2 separate regions of the Homo sapiens genome follow, and region 2 is linked to region 1. A link is a loop called in an ENCODE intact Hi-C map of the cell type or tissue named here. Cell type or tissue: heart left ventricle. All regions are shown on one strand. Links, peaks and the distances in the headings refer to the core of each region. The heading gives the core; the rest is flanking DNA. Region 1 overlaps LOC124902181 (a long non-coding RNA gene). Region 2 has its middle 69 kb from the start of ANXA1.

The links. Peaks named below come from ENCODE experiments on the same cell type or tissue, not always from the same donor. Only the 100,000 strongest peaks of a DNase experiment are listed, where the experiment ranks them.
Region 2: it touches region 1 in a loop (6-fold over the local background); 75 of 110 quality-filtered maps call a loop at or near these places.

Annotation. Positions count from the first base shown.
Region 1 is chr9:72,853,825-72,862,169 of GRCh38, reverse strand. LOC124902181 (a long non-coding RNA gene) reads left to right here. Exons shown (of 2, transcript XR_007061578.1): 2 at 1-4,718. Among named protein-coding and RNA genes, the nearest start is that of LINC01474, 16 kb to the left of the region's middle. RefSeq lists an enhancer at 2,935-4,134. In heart left ventricle, for the core only: a CTCF peak has its summit at 4,924 (motif pointing left); no DNase peak of the experiment used is centred there; H3K27ac peaks cover 292 bases.
Region 2 is chr9:73,078,253-73,086,597 of GRCh38, reverse strand. No RefSeq gene overlaps it. Among named protein-coding and RNA genes, the nearest start is that of ANXA1, 69 kb to the left of the region's middle. In heart left ventricle, for the core only: a CTCF peak has its summit at 4,382 (motif pointing right); no DNase peak of the experiment used is centred there; H3K27me3 peaks cover 557 bases.

The DNA of each region.
Region 1 (8,345 bases), core at 49-8,048:
AGCTGGCAAGCCACATGTAGAAGAATGAAACTAGATCCTCATCTCTCACCTTATACAAAAATCAACTCAAGATGGATCAAAGACGTAAATCTAAGAGCTGAAACTATAAGAAATTCTAAAAGATAACATTGTTTTTTCCCTTTTTTCTTCTTCTGTTTTTTTTTTTCTTTTTCTTTTTCTTTTTTTTGGAAAGGGAGTTTGCGCTGTCGCCCCAAGCTGGAGTGCAATGGAGCGAACAAGGATCACTGCAACCTCTACCTCCTGCGTTCAAGCGATTCTCCTGCCTCAGCCTCCTGATTAGCTGGGATTACAGGCGTCTGCCACCACGCCCAGCTAATTTTTGTACTTTTAGTAGAGATGGGGTTTGACCATGTTGGCCAGGCTAGTTTTGTACTCCTGACCTCAAGTGCTGGGATTATAGGCATGCGCCACAACGCCCAGCCTTGAAAAGATAACATTGGAAAAACTCTTCTGGACATTGGCTTAGGCAAATTCATGACAAAGACCCCAAAAGCAAATGCAACAAAGACAAAAATAAATAAATTGAATAAATTAGAGCTAATTAAACTGAAAAGCTTCTGCAGAGCAAAAGAAATAATCAGCACATTAAAGAGAAAACCCACAGAGTGGAAGAAAATATTCACAAAGTATGCATCTGACAAAGGACTAGTATCCAGAATCTACAAGAAACTCAAACAAATCAGCAAGAAAATGACAATTCCATCAAAAAGTGGGCAAAAGACATGAACAGCCATTTTTCAAAAGAAGATATACAAACAGCCAACAAATGAATGAGAAATGTTCAACATCAGTGAAATACAAATTAAAACCACGATGAGATACCACGTAACTCCTGCAAGAATGGCTATAATTCAAAAGTTAAAACCATAGATGTTGGTGTGGATGTGATGAAAAGGGAACACTTACACACTGCTGGTGTGAATGTAAATTAGTACAACCTCTATGAAAAACAGTATGGTGATTCCTTAAAGAACTGAAAGTAGATCTACCATTTGATCCAGCAATCCCACTACTGGGTATCTACCCAAAGGAAAAGAAGTCATTACATGAAAAAGACACATGTACACGCATGTTTATAGCAGCACAATTCACAGTTGCAAAGATATGGAACCGGCCTAAATGCCCATCAACCAATGAGTGGATAAAGAAAATGTGTATATATACAACATGGAATACTACTAGGCCATAAAAAAGAACGAAATAATTTCTTTTGCAGCAACTTGGATGGAGCTGGAGGCCATTATTCTAAATGAGGTAACCCAGGAATAAAAAACCAAATGCCGCATGTTCTCACTTATCAGTGGGAGCTAAGCTGTGAGGACACAAACACATACAAAGTGATATAATGGACTTTGATGACTGCAGGGTGGGGAGCTGGGAGTGGGGTGAGGGATAAAAGATTACATATTGAGTGGGTACAGTGTACACTGCTTTAGTGACAGGTGCACTAAAATCTCAGAATTCACCACTAAAGAACTCATCCATGTAACCAAAAACCACCTGTACCCCCAAAACTATTAAAATTTTTAAAAATAAAAAAGTTAACTTCTAAACATTAAATATACATAATATAAAGTTTACATTTTAAAATTATTTTTATTCAGCAATTGTTTTGTTTTAACACCCCTTCTTTCAATGTTTTCTACTATAAAATGTCAATGTCAGTTAAAGATCATTTTAACATATCATTTTAAAACATATCATTTTGTCCCAATATATTGATTTATAATAATAATTTTAAATCAACTTTCTGTAAAATCTTATAGTAGAAAAATGATTCATAGTTTAATATTATGGTCACTTGTTACTAATTAAAAATATGTAAATATGTATTCTTAAAAATAGAGAATAATACCATTTCAGGAATTCTGATTATTTGTTCTGAAATTTCAAAGATTACTATCTGCTGGGAATTTGGAAACCCTATAATAATCTAAACCCAGCGACAGTGAAAACCAGGAGGCAGATGGAGCCCAAAGGAAGAGATGGAAGGGTCACTCTTGTGTGGCACCTTCCTATCCTGGCCAGGCGGCAGTGCCTGGGGTAGTCGAAGGGAGCAGCAGTGAGGATGAGACCTTCAATTAGAGAAAGGACAAGAAGAGAACGTGGGAAGACCCACACTCGGGCCCACTTTGGTTAATCCTCCTTAGTTTCCTTGTAAACTATTAAGGCAGTTAAATTTTCAACTGCTTGAATTTACCTATTTCAAAGATTCAGCTTTTCACTTGACTTTGATTGGTCACCAAGAAAATATAAGTATTATAGCCATGTTATTTTCAAAGAGGAAAGCATGCCAGTCACTAGAACAGTGAGTGGTATGTAGCAGGCACTCAGAAAACATGTGTGATATGGGTTGATCTGAGTCCCTGCCCAAATTTCTTGTCGAATTGTAATCCCCAATGTTGGAGGTGGGTCTGGTGGAAGGTGGTTGGATCATGGGGACAGATTTCTGCCTTTGGTGCTGTTCTCATGGTAGAGTTTTCATGAGAACTGATTGTTTAAAAGTGTGTAGCACCTCCCTCTCTCTCTCTGGCATCTGCCCTGGCCATGTAATATGTGCCAGCTTCCCCTTCACCTTTCACTGTTATTGTATGTTTCCTGAGGCCTCCCCGGAAATGGAGCAGATGCCAGAACCATGCCTCTTGTACAGCCTGCAGATCCATGAACCAATTAAACCTCTTTTCTTTATAAATTACCCAGTGTCAGGTATTTCTTTATAGCAATGCAAGAAGGACTAATACAATGTGTTAAACTAATTACTGGATAATGCAATTCACAGAGGAACAGAGAATCCTTTTACTTGGGACTGGCCAGTTTCCTGTAAGTCAAAATTATGCAAATCCAATCAAATTTTCCATAAAGAAAATATTGTGATTGAATTTTAGATTCTTTATCATAACCTTGAAATCCATACAACCTCTGTAAAATTTTAAAAGATTGTGTCTTTTTTTAGCTTCAATGAATTGGAGAGTGAAGCATCTGCTTTAATGGGAAATTTCAAATTTCTTCAGCAATATCGTGAGAATAATCTCAGCAGAAGTCAATAGGAGACTCAGAAGCATAAGAATACCTCCTAGAATTTAAATATAAGAAAAACAAATTGAAGTTAATAGTCTTATTTTCTCATTGTAAAGTTGCCTGCTCATCTTACTGTGTATAAAATTGGGATCCAGTTATTCAAAATCAGTGTGTTTTGTGTGTATTACTCAGCAGAGTATTTACCAGGTTTACAAGTGTAGATCACACATCTAAGTCAAGGCCTGCCTTATCACTTCTGGTCACCAACTAATCCTTAAACTTTTTTTATTCTAAAAATAATTGGGAGTAAAACATCAACAAGTTAGCTGGACAACGTGTTTAAAGCTTTAAAACCTGCCTTGAAAACTGTGATAGATCAGTTTGAATGCCAGGACTGTCGATTCAAAGTGCCAAATGTCTGCTATAATAATTCCTAGCACATAGGGAGTTCTATGAGCCAGACTCTGCATCTCAAGCTCTTCAGAGATTTTAACTCAACCACTTTTCACAAAACCTTGTTTTTTGTGGAAGAAGTGCAATTACCTTCCATATTTTACAGGGGAGGACACTAAGTATCAGGGACATGCATTTTTTCCAGGCCCCATGGCTAACACATGGCAAAGCTAGGTCAACTTGGACGTTGGCCTTCAGAGTCATTGAACCATAACCCCTCCCCTCCTGCCTGGACAGCCCCAGAGCCGGCACTGCTGAGTCACAGTGACAAGACTTACCCTCTGGCCTTGAACAGCTCAAACTCTAATGGAGTAAATAGATAAATAAGCCACTGTGATGATAATAATAATAATAAAAAGTTAAAAATGGCAAGATAAGACCATGAAGCATGTGGTGTAACAATTCAGGGAGATGCCATAGCTTAGCAGATAAGAGCACAGACTCAGGACTGAGATGAGTCTCACTCCAGTGCCAGCTGCAGAGGCTCAGCTGCATCAGTCTCTCTGCTCTTCAGGGGTCTTAGCTGTAAAACAAGAATGCTCTTCGTGGGAACTCAGAGAATGGGCATGTCAGGTATTCAGAGCAGTCCTGTAGCCCAGAAAGCCTAAGTCAGTACTATCATGATCATGGAAGAGTAGATTATTGAAGCTGACTTAGAAGAACTGGAAAGACTTCTTGAAGGGCTTTAGATTTCAGCTGAGCCTTGAAACAAGAGTTGTTATTTTAAAACAGAAACAAAAAGGAAAAACTCCAATAGTCTGGATGCAGCCAACAAAGCACCTTCCAGACAACAGAAGCAGCTGGGAAATGAAACAACAAACAAACAAGGCAAAGCCACATCTCAGAACAGGGCATGTTGTATGGACTCATGTACTTGGAAAGTGAGGTTCAGGGAAATTCCAAGTGAATGGCAGGAAATAAAGCTGGAAACCTAAGGAAGGACTAGGCCCTAAGGCAGAGAGAGATTCTTTAAGTACCTCAGCCCATAGGGACAAATCATCGGTTTTCCTTTTACCTAAACGGAAACATGTTTCTTGTCTTAGAGAATTATGTTTTCTTTTCGGTTTATTTTCTATTTTAAATTTAAAATTTGAATTGTAAGCCTATAGGATCCCAAGAGTTCCAAACTCTATATTTTTCTTACTCCTTTAACTCTGCCTTCAGCATATGTCATGGTAAAATGTAAATTAACCTAAATCTATACAATAAAAATAAAATAAAAATTAGACGGGTAGGCTGTTATGTTTTCAGGGTGTGCGGTGTTTGTTTGCTGTTTGTTTTTACAGCTAATAATTCTGAACAAAACCAAAGCACATAAGCAATCTCAGCAGGAGATAAACTAAGCTGTCATAGAATCATAGTTTCAGTTATTGCATTAATCAGCATTAACTTCATGTAAAACTCGACAAAAAAGAAAAACGTTTGAGCTCCACCTTGTGGTAGCATATCTGAGCCAAGCTCATGTCTCAGGTTCTTTGTGCAGGAAAAGCATGTCTTAGTGAGCCCGCAAAAAAACCCTGCATTATTTAAAGAAGAAGAAGACTAGGAAAGCTTTGAAAAATTGTTCCAGAATGTGCAAATAAGGGCTGCTTATTTATAGGGTTTCTAATATTAGAAATATCACAGTGTACACTGATGGCCCTGGGACAGCATCCTGCCAACAGATGGTGTGTGTGTGTGTGTGTGTGTGTGTGTGTATGTGCGCGCGCGCGTATTAATTTGTGCTAATTACTAACATTTAAATATTATAGTATGTGACATAAAAATCAAGGTTTCCAGCTTCTCTTTAGACACCAGAAGATCTGGGAGCCCTGCGTCTGCAATAATTAGCTAGAACTGAGCATTGGATGCCCCCTAAAGATAGTGAATGTTGTCTACATTTTATTGGCTATAAACCGACAGAGGAGGCAACACAGAAGTGGCAACGTGCATATCTGTCAATACTTCTCCATCTTCACTGTACCCCATAACCTCACCCAGACGACCTAGGCAAGACACCATGAGCACACTGCCTGCTGTTTGAAACAACACAGAAAACCTGGTGTGTCATTGCTCTCAAACAACTTTTATTTTTAAAGACCTTTATGTTGCTTTGCTAAAAAAGTAAAATAAAAACTTTCCTTGATCTCACTGGCCTTATCAACATTAAGATCCCAAATGTTATCGCACCCACATTTTGAGTCCTAGACATTGGTACTATGCAAAATCTCATCTGATTATGTCTGAGAGTCCATAGTTTATGAATTGATCTATTCAGGCTGTCTCACTGTGTGGCCTGCTCTGTTCTCTTATTTCACTCCTTCAAGCCAATACCTGAGAAGTGCCTGCTGTGCCTGTCATGAGTTTAGCAGACTCCTTTGAAGTGGGCTATCACCAGTGCTCCCCAAACAGACAGCTGATGGTAGTATCACAGTGTTTTTCTACCCCATTCGCAGGTGGACTTGCAGGGCTTTATTTCCCGAGAACCAAAAGTGCGCTACATGTACTCCACCGTCTCAGAATCCCCACTCCATGAACAGCTCCACTGGATTCTGGCTGCAGTCTCTATCTGTCCCCACTGTACTCTAATCTCATCCATTCCCCTTCCCTTCTCCTACTTCCTCAAAGGCTACATCTCTGCATAGCCATGCAAATCAACTGCTGCAGTCAGATGGAGGGGGAGCCACCAACACTATCTACTTATCAGAAATTTCCCAGAAGATCTGAATTCTAGATCTGGGTATGATTTAATTGGAACTCTCACTAAAACTTATTTCATAAACTCAGAGAATTCTTAGAACAACACTGCCCAATAGAGATGAAATGCACACGACAAATGCAAGCCACATGGCATCTTAACTTTCCTAGTGACCACATTAAAAAAGAAACAGGTCAATTAGTATTAGTAATATATTTTACTTAGCCAAATATATTCAAAATAGTATTTTTTTAACATGTAAGCACAATGAAAAGATATTAATGATACATTTTACATTAGCTTTTTCCTATGGAGTCTTCCAAATCCAGCGTATATTTTACATCTCCATTTCCAGCCATGTTGCATGTGCTCAATAGTCACATATGGCTAGTGGCTGCCATATTGGACAGCTCAGGTTTACAGCACAGGAAGAAATTTTAGAATCATGTTATGCAACCTCCTTGTCTTACAAATAATTGAGACTTGGAGAGGTTACATAATTTCCAACAGGTCAAACAACTAATCAGTAGCAGAGACAGGCCTGAAACACTGGGCCATTAATGCTCAATCACATGCATTTCTATTCATTTAATCCTGCTTATCTTAAATTTGTGAAGCCAGTCTACTATTAAGACATTACCATCTAGAAACAACTAAGAATGTACCAAAATAATCCAAAGAGTTGTTTTTATTGGATATATAAATGATTAGGTTTTTCCAGTTGGGGGAAACCTTCTTTAAAAATAATTAAAATAATTTTTCATTAATAACTTTCTGAATTAGATCAATTAAAGTAATTCTTTTTTTTTTTTTTTTTTTTTTTTGGAGACAGAGTCTTGTTTTGTCACCCAGGCTGGAGTGTAGTGGTATAGTGGCACGATCTGAGCTCACTGCAACCTTCGTCTCCCGGGTTCAAGCAATTCTTCTGCCTCAGCCCCCCAAGTAGCTGGGACTATAGGCACCCACCACCATGCCTGGCTACTTTTTTTTGGTAGTTTTAGTAGAGATGAGGTTTCACCATGTTGGCCAGGCTGGTCTTGAACTCCTGACCTCAGATGATCCGCCCGCCTTGGCCTCCCAAAATGCTGGGATTACATGTGTGAGCCACGGCGCCTGGCCAGATCAATTAAAATAATTCTAAATGTTTAACTACAGTGTGACTAAATTTTTTTAAATAAAAATATTTGATTGACAGAAAAGTGGAATTGTGGGTAATGTGTATCTAGCCTTTAAATACGTGCTAAATGCACTGCTCAGTGGTTTTCAGCATCATCTCATGTAATCCCTTCAGAAACTGCAGTGGAGATGATTATAGTCCATTTTAAAGATGAGGTCAATGAAGCTTGGTGAGTGCAATTAGCCCATGTCAAAAGGATAATAGTTGTAATACAAACATCACATGGCTAGCAAGTGACACTTGCAGTCAGGAACAGAACCCATACTCGTACCTTGGCTGTGACTCTCAAGCCAATGCTCCTTCCCCCACCACTTAGCCACCACAATTACCTTGTAGTCTATTAAGCTGAGGTATATGGAGCATTTTCTGTGACGCAAATGCAATAGGCTGAGTATTTTCACTCAGTATTATCTGTTATTCCACTAGCGACAAACATCGCCCATGGAATCAACTCATTGCATATTTTGTCAAGACCAGTTGTAATTCCAGCCCATGGTTCCTTTTGCAGTAGGCTCATTTGTCATCTGCTGAGGGGCTATTCCATGGTCATTTATGCAATATTGAATTCCACTACAAATGTATTTATTAATTCCACGGCCACCTTGCCCTTCAGACCTGTTACTCTATTTTTCAGGGTTATCCTCACACCATGCACAGCAATGTGACATCACATCAAATTTTTCTTCATGAATGTTATACAGTTTGACCGCCTTAACACATAGATTTATTCCTAAAAATTTGTACCAAATTAATTTTCCCCATTTACTTCTGCCATTAAATCTGACCTATATCAATACTGGAAAAAAGGTTTGATTCCAAAAGAAAAAAAAAAGATTTAGGATTTTAGCATTCAGTTCAATGACACTGTTGACTCACAGTTCTTATGCATTTAGCCCATGTATATAATTACTGCAAGATACTAACCATGGCTATAGAACCCTACACTCTAATTATGAAAATATAATCATTACAAATTGCTAATTCCATGGCTGGATTACA
Region 2 (8,345 bases), core at 123-8,122, 220 kb before region 1:
GAAAACAAATATAAAACAAAAACAATGAACCACCACATCAAAGCAGAATTATCCAGACTGAATGGACATGATCTTAAAGGACTGCTAAAGGAATGTCTATGGTTGATTGAAATTTGATTTTAATTTTCCTAATTGTCAAATACCTAAAAATTATAATGCCACAGGAATTAAAACCCATGTAAACTGAATCCAAATTATGCATCTGAAAACCAGTTCCATCACTTCCTAATTATGTAACTTCAAATGAGTTTTATCCTTTTGTGTCACAATATTCTCATTCTAAAATGAGGGTAAAAGAAACCTACATTACAGGGTTGTTTTATAATAATATATAGAAAGATCTTAGGAAAGTACCTGGTTGAGACTGCATACCAGTGCATACATTTTAGCTATTTTATTTTTTAAGCATAAACTTAGAACTGTATTGAAAACATTCTAAGAATTGTCAAATGTTGGCTTTTAATATGTTTTCAGAGTTTAGAAATAGATATATTCATGCCCTTTTAATTTCTTTCTTAATGAATAAACATATTTCTTATATCTCTAATTATAATTTTATTAAAAACTCATGCATTACTTTAAACTTATATTTTTGTAAAAATAAATACATTTCATAAACTTCAGAAAATGGAGAAAAAATATGATCATCTTATATGCTAATGAAGATAGTGGGAGAGAGAAAAGCCATGTTCTCTTGCAGGGTCTGACAGGAGCTAGTTTTCCTGGCACAGTATTCCCTCTTTTTAGGGGGTGTCACTAGCTAACGAGAGTGCTGCCCATCTCTTTAGGTTGAGTGTAGGAATATGTAAAGAAAAGCCAAGTAGAACTTCTAGAAATAGAAAAGTATTGTCTCTAGTCATACAAATTAATTGAGTGGATTAAATAGCAGGTTACACAATAAGTAGAGTGAGAGTACTTGGAGGTAGAGCCGAAGAAGCTATTCAGATTACAGAGACATAGAGGGATACGATCTACAAAAGAGAAGTTAATAAAAATACAGAATAGAATAGAATAAAATAACAGAATGATAAAATTGGAGTGTCCAAGAAATATCCAAGAAAAAAGAGTAGATGAAGGACCTTATAAGAAGATATAATGGCTCAAAAATTGCCAAAATTTATGAAAAATATAAATCTTTAGATCCAAACGTGAGCCAAATCTAAAACAATATTAAAATATATGTATTGAAAGATAAATTATAGTGCTTCATATAGATCATAAATATATAAATTCATCTATGTATACCACTAAATTACATATCATACATTGCATTTCGCAGATTGTATCTTATATAAAAACGAGATCAGAATCAAACTACAGTACTTCAAAGATAATATCTCTCTGAAAAAAAAAGATTACCCAAAAGAACATGGTACAATTGTCATAAATAAAGACACGCTAAAGGTACCTCAGGAAAATGAAAACTGAATGAGTACCCAGAAAAATCTCACTAACATACCTTCTCAAGGATAAACCACAGGAAAAAAAAAAAAAATCCAACCCCAAAGGAGACACTGAGATTCAAGAGGTAACGTCAGCCAAAGCAATTAGTAAATCTATGGGTAAATTTAAGTAAGCATTGAATATGAATTAATAAATAAAGTTGAAGAATCATAATGGAATTAAAATACTGGATAATATTGACTTACAGTCAGGAGGCATCTGATCGGAGTTAGTATGCTTGGGTTTTTGTTTAATTCATGTATACATTTTAAGTTACATACGTTAATTTAAGTTCAGGGAACAAAAAATTCAGTATATTATTTCCAAACCAATAAAGAAAATATATAGTATTACAATAGTCATTAATTTAAAAGAAAGGGGAAGGGGAAGAATGAACAAACATCAACAAAGCGGGACAAATACAAAATAAAATGATTTAAATAAGTCTAAATATGTCAGTAATGAAAAGAAATTAAATAGACATGTTCATTCCTCTTGTATTTGAGAGTAGAGAAAAACATGTAAAATGTTATATTACCAATGGCATTGTTAAATACTATACACTTTGGAAGAAAGCAGTTAGTAATTTGACAAAGCAATTTGACAACCATTCTGATAGTTTATTTGATAGAAAACCCTAAAACACAGAGAAAGCCATAAATACAATGCATTATTTAAAATGCTGAAAGACGAAAGAAGGAAGGAAGGAAGGAAGGGAGGAAATGAGGGAGGGAAAGCAAAGAAGGAAAGAAGGGAGAAAGAGAGAGGGTGGGAAGGGGAGAAGAGGAAAAATTTAATGCTCAATGATATAGGTGGATGTTAAGATAAATTATATGATCATTTGCTGGATAATGTTGCAAGCATTTGATGCCTACAGAGATCATGTAACAATATGCCAAACTGTAATCAAATAATAAAACTAATTCATGCATACTATAATTACTATATATATGCATAGAAAAAATATATGCATAGTAAGAAATATTTTTAACTATCAAAGCATTCATTTAGTGTCATATAATTGTGGGTGACTTTTTCATATTCCTTTCAAGTTTTCTACAATGTAATTTAAATTTAGACTTAAATAAAAAGGAAAGAGGATTCTTGTTTCAAAAATCACTCCATTATGCTATACCTCAGAATATTTCTGAAGATACATGTTATAAGCTAGATGGTCTTAGCCTTTTTGGATTTGCTGAAGTCTACACCAAATCTAATATTGTGGATTTCCTTAGGTTGTCATTTGTGATATGTATATACTTACTCATATTTTTACTGCCACACTACATTCTCCTTTGTTTCTATCCTGGAGAAACTAAAGCATACAAAATCCAGGTGTGCCACCTCTTCCAAATTTTCTGGACTAAACTCTTAATATTGCTACATCTAGTGTTAGGACATTGGGCAGAAAATACTTCACCTTTTTGTGTGTGTTTTTTGTTTTTTTGTTTGCTTATCTGTGAATGGAGGTTGGCTAGATGACCTCTGATACCTCTTGTTCTAGTTACCCATAATTCTTGCTTCTTTCATTTTAAAATGGAAAGAAGCAGAATCCCAGCCAGTATAATTGCTGAATTATACCCAAATCTAATTTTAAGGCTGGCAAAATTACAGTAAAGATAATAGAGCTGAAAGAAATTTTAGAGACGGTATAGCCCACTCCTTTCTGAAGAAAACTAAGCCCTTGGGAGGAGTGCTCAGATTTTACCTAGAAAGTTAGTTATGAAATGGAGTGACATGTTTTTGCCCTGCGTCTCCACCCAAATCTCATCTTGAATTATAATCCCCACATGTTGAGGGAGGGACCTGGTGGGAGGTGATTATATCATGGGAGCAGTTTCCCCCTGCTCTTCTTGTGATAGTAAGGGAGTTCTCACAAGATCTGGTGAGATGGTTTAAAAGAGGCACTTTCCCCTGATCTCTCTCTCTCTCTCCTGCCACCTTGTGAAGAAGGTACTTGCTTCTCCTTTGCCTTATACCATGATTGTAAGTTTCCTGAGGCCTCTCTAACCATGTGGAACTGTGGGTCAATTAAACCTCTTTTCTTTAAAAATTACCCAGTCTCAGGTAGTATCTTTATAGCACTGTGAAAACAGACTAATACACTGAGAATGGAAAAAATCAAGATTCTGTATCCTCTATCTAGTGAATGAAATGACACCTACAAAGTGCTTAGCAGAGTAGCTAGCTCATAGTCATGGCAATAATGTTTTTTTCTTCTACTGTACTCTACACAATTAATTTTCTAGTATATATTAAGACATAGAAGGAAATATGTAAACCCTCTATTATGCACTCTGAAGCTACAGAGATGAATGAAAACATGAACTTTGTCCTCAGAAGAGTAATTATAATGGAAAACTTTTATTGTGCATTGCACGAAAGGTGCTCTGCTGAAGTTTGCATACATCACATATCATTTAATTCTCAAAGCATTCCTATCCAACATGTATTATTAGCATTGCTTTTTTATCAAGTGAGCAAATAAGGACTTAGGGAGGTTATACAGCCTCATAGCTAGTTAGTGGAAGAATTATGATTCAATGGATTCTGGCCTTGAGAATATTAAATATTAATATTAAGTATTAATATTTAACAGGTAAGATAATGGATTATGAATTTAATATCCATAAATCATCATTTGCGGTGAAGACATATGACCTGAAATAGACTTGATTTTTTCTCATCTCCAACCTTTCCACGTGCCATAAAAGCAGTTGTTCTAGGGAGTTGTTTTAGAGTTGTGTATGAGAATTACATTGAGAAAGCTGGAGTATTTATACCAGAGAAAGGGAAACAAACAAAAATGAATAGAAAATCAACAGAAAATAAAAGAATAGGAAAAGAAGAAAAATAAATGAAAGTTTTGAGAGAAGGCATCAGAGGATTTTGAGTTTGGGTTTCTTATAATTTGGGGCACTATAAACCCTTTCCCAGTAGGTGGTGCTAGAGTATATCAGCTCCAAAATCCAGAAAGGCTGGCTTGGTCCCTTTCCTCTCCACATACAGAAACAAAACAAAGCAAAACCCCTCACAACCAATCAAATACCAGAAGTTGAGCATTGACTGACTTTTTGTAGTGATGCCAACTTTAGAAAAAATTATGCTTTCCTCTGTATTACACAAAAAAAGAGACTATTTGAAATGCACTCCCCTTGTGAGGAAATACTGTAATGCCAGCAAGAGTTGAAACCTTTTATTCAGTATTTTTCCTCTGAGAATTTGTCCTTCATTCTCGAAAGATGTTTTCCATAGCCACTTAGTACAAAGTAAAAGGAGTTTCAGAGATTCCCAGTTCCACATAATAAACGCAATATAAAAAGAGGTTTGCAAATGCTCACCTCCCCAACAATTTTTTCATAATGAAAGAAAACATGAGAATAATAAAATGTCAGTATAATATGATTTAAGAATACACTGAAGGAAAATCCTTTAATTTCTCAGCCAAATAATACAGAGTTATGTATACCCAGGAAACTAAGACCTGATGGAACTACCAGAGACTTTTCCTTTCTCAGCCTGGGCTAGTCCCCAAAAAAACACATTTATTAAAGTGTATTCTCTTCCTGGCCCATGGATACACTGAGATAGACTTTCTTGTATGTTGAGAAATGATCACTTGTCATTTTCATTCCAACATCTTTAGTTTAATCATAAATGTGTCATTGAAGACATGTATAAAATGTAGGTATAGCTCGGCCGAGCGCGGTGGCTCACGCCTGTAATCCCAGCACTTTGGGAGGCCGAGGCCGGCAGATCACGAGGTCGGGAAATCGAGACCATCCTGTTAACACGGTGAAACCCTGCCTCTACTAAAAATACAAAAAAAAAAAAAAAAAATTAGCCGGGCGTGGTGGCACACGCCTGTAGTCCCAGCTACTCTGGAGGCTGAGGCGGGAGAATGCCGTGAACCCAGGAGGCGGAGCTTGCAGTGAGCCGAGATCGCACCACTGCATCCAGCCTGGGCGACAGAGTGAGACTCCGTCTCAAAAAAAAAAGAAAAGAAAAGAAAAAAAAGAAAAGAAAAAGAAAGTAGGTATAGTTCTATTGGTTTCTTATCAAAAGCAACATTCCTCTGCCTATTATTCCCAGCGGTATCTTGCCATTTCCATCTTATCTTCCCATGAGAGTCAAGAAATGATTTTATTTCTTTAATGTGCTAAAGAATACAGCTAGTGCAAAGGGCTTGGAAAGATTGCAAGAGAATAAGAAGCATCTGCATATACAGAAGGAGATAATTTTTAAGTAAATGAGTGATGACATTTGTAATTTAAGTTTTCTCCTTCAGCTTTAGTTTTCAGGAATAAAACACTGTGCGTGTAAGATTATAAAGGCCAGACCGCCGATGGAGGTTTGGGGCACTCCTTCAACCACTCACAAATTGGACAGTATGTTTTGATGGAGCGTGCCGTCCTTTATCAGGTATTTCAGGTTATGAGGAGAGGCTACAAGCTGTGAATCAACATAGCTAATCGAGACAGAATTTGTGTTTTGTGCTTCATGGATCTTTTTTACATTCATGTCCACTTAAAGAAGGCAGCCAGCTCCTTCATTCTTTTAACCTCACAGGAGGTTTGTGCTGTAGGACAGAAAGGCTAATTATCCAGCAGATGATCTGCCTTCCTGGCACTCCTTGAGGGAATTATGCCAGATAGGGGAAAGGGAGACATGTGCCTTGTGGAAAAGAGAAGGTGGGAGGGGAGGCATGCCCCAGAAGTCCAGGATGGGAAGAGAGATCTGCAGACTCCCAGGGAACCTACAGCTTTCTCCTTCACAGCATTGCAGGAGGTGAGCGGAGTTTTGGGTTAGGTGGGAGGGGTGTGGCTGCCTAGTATGCCTGAGGGGCTGGAGTTTAGGCTGAGTTTCACAGCCTTTGCAAAGTTTACTGGGCTTCCAGATGGCACTAAAACCCAAGGTTCTCAGATTTCAGTAGCCCTTGTAAGTTTAGACAAGGCATCTCAGTGGTAACCGGATGAGTAAAAGACCCCCAAATGCTTTGGTTTTCATAAGATGGGTGTGAGTGAGAGAGCACCAAAATAAATTCAGATTGAATTATCACGGGATTTGAGCTCAAAAAAAGATCTAAGCTTACTTTAAATAAATACATTTGATTTCTCAGATTTTTTTACTAAGACTTATATTTATTTTAGTTCGAGTTTAGTTTCTCATTCTGAGATTTTCCCCTAAAAATGTAACTAACTGTCCCTGCCAACAAAGGCAAATAACATTTTTGTCCCAAAGAAAATACAAAATGCAAAAAGTGGGGAGAATTGTATAAGAATACCTTTTTAAAATACTGTTCTTTTCTGGGTAAACATAATACTTGATAAAAACTCAAGGAACTATCATTATTATGTAACAGGCAAATTTTTGCAATATAAGAATTAGGGAGGGGTGTGTAGATTTTAACATCCTTGTACCTGCAAGTGTGCATGGCAACAAAAGAATAATGTTTGGGTTTTTATGATGTGAATCAAGAGAGAGCCTCATGGCTGAATTATCCAGTGACATAGAGAAGTTATTGTTCACAACCTTTTATGTTAGGGTAACAAGGAGATGACAGCCAAGACCTAACTAAGGTCATACCACAATTCCTTTGGTTCAGTGTTCTAGCCACACCTTGCTGTACCTCAGTTCTTCAACAAACAAGGTGTGTGCCACCTTGTGGTTAGAAATTCTCAGCAGATAATTGTTCTTTTATTCTAGCTTATCTAGAGCTAAGTTCAGGACAGACAAGTATTTCAGACATCTCCATTTTAAAGCAAAGTCAGGTTTTTCCCTTGAGATTTTGCTGCTCCCGGCATTATGCTGTGGATCCTACCAGAGCTCTAGTCTCAAGCTTTGTTTCCTGTCCCAAGAGCTCATGACCCCTCACATTAGCAGATCCAGTACTCACTCACTCCTCTGGATTGCCTTCTTATTTTATATTTATTTATTTATTTATTTTTGTGAAAGAGTGTCACTCTATCGCCCAGGCTGGAATGCAGTGGTGCAATCTCTGCTCACTGCAACCTCCGCCTCCCGGTTCAAGCGATTCTTGTGCCTCAGCCTCCCAAGTAGCTGAGATTATAGGCGTGCACCACCACACCTGGCTAATAATTGTATTTTTAGTAGAGACAGGGTTTTGCCATGTTGGCCAGGCTGATCTCAAACTCCTAGCCTCAAGTGATCCGTCCACCTCCGCCTCCCAAAGTTCTGAGATTGCAGGCATGAGCCACCACGCCAGGCCTGGATTGCCTTCTTATATCAAGCTTCTAGATTCCCTTATTTTTACTTTCCTACCATAATTTAAAAAATTGTTAAATTGTGTTGAGATTTTTCAATGTGCTTTACCAAAAAAGGTTTTTCTGAATATCAAATCAACCATTTTGACCCCATTTTCCATTTTCTGTCAAGTACCTCTGAGCCAGTCTTTTGCCTACATCACCACACCAACGTTAATGCTAAAAAGATAATTTTCAGAAAAAGGTGAAATCATAACCCTCATTCAGATATGAAAATGAACATGTGTTAAATAATTTTACTTACATAATATGAGGGAGCCACGGAGATGTTATAACTGATTCAAAGGAAAAGTCAAACAGCGCTAATTTATCTAGAGCACAGAATGTTGAAATTAATTGGAAATGCAGACAAAACTGATTTTTCCACATTCATTTAGATCACTACCAAACTGGACACAGAAAGTCAATTAATGTCACTAACAGACAAGTCAGAATTTGTTTATCAATTACCTACCACTTACAAAGATTTGCAAAACAGCTCAAAGACAATGAGCAGGGGTAGAATTTGATACCCTAAAAGAGTTGTCAGACTATGTTTAGTTGCCCACTGAAACACAAAATTTTTTTCATACACTGATCTTGTCAAGGCCATTAATGACTTCTACACTGAAAAATTCA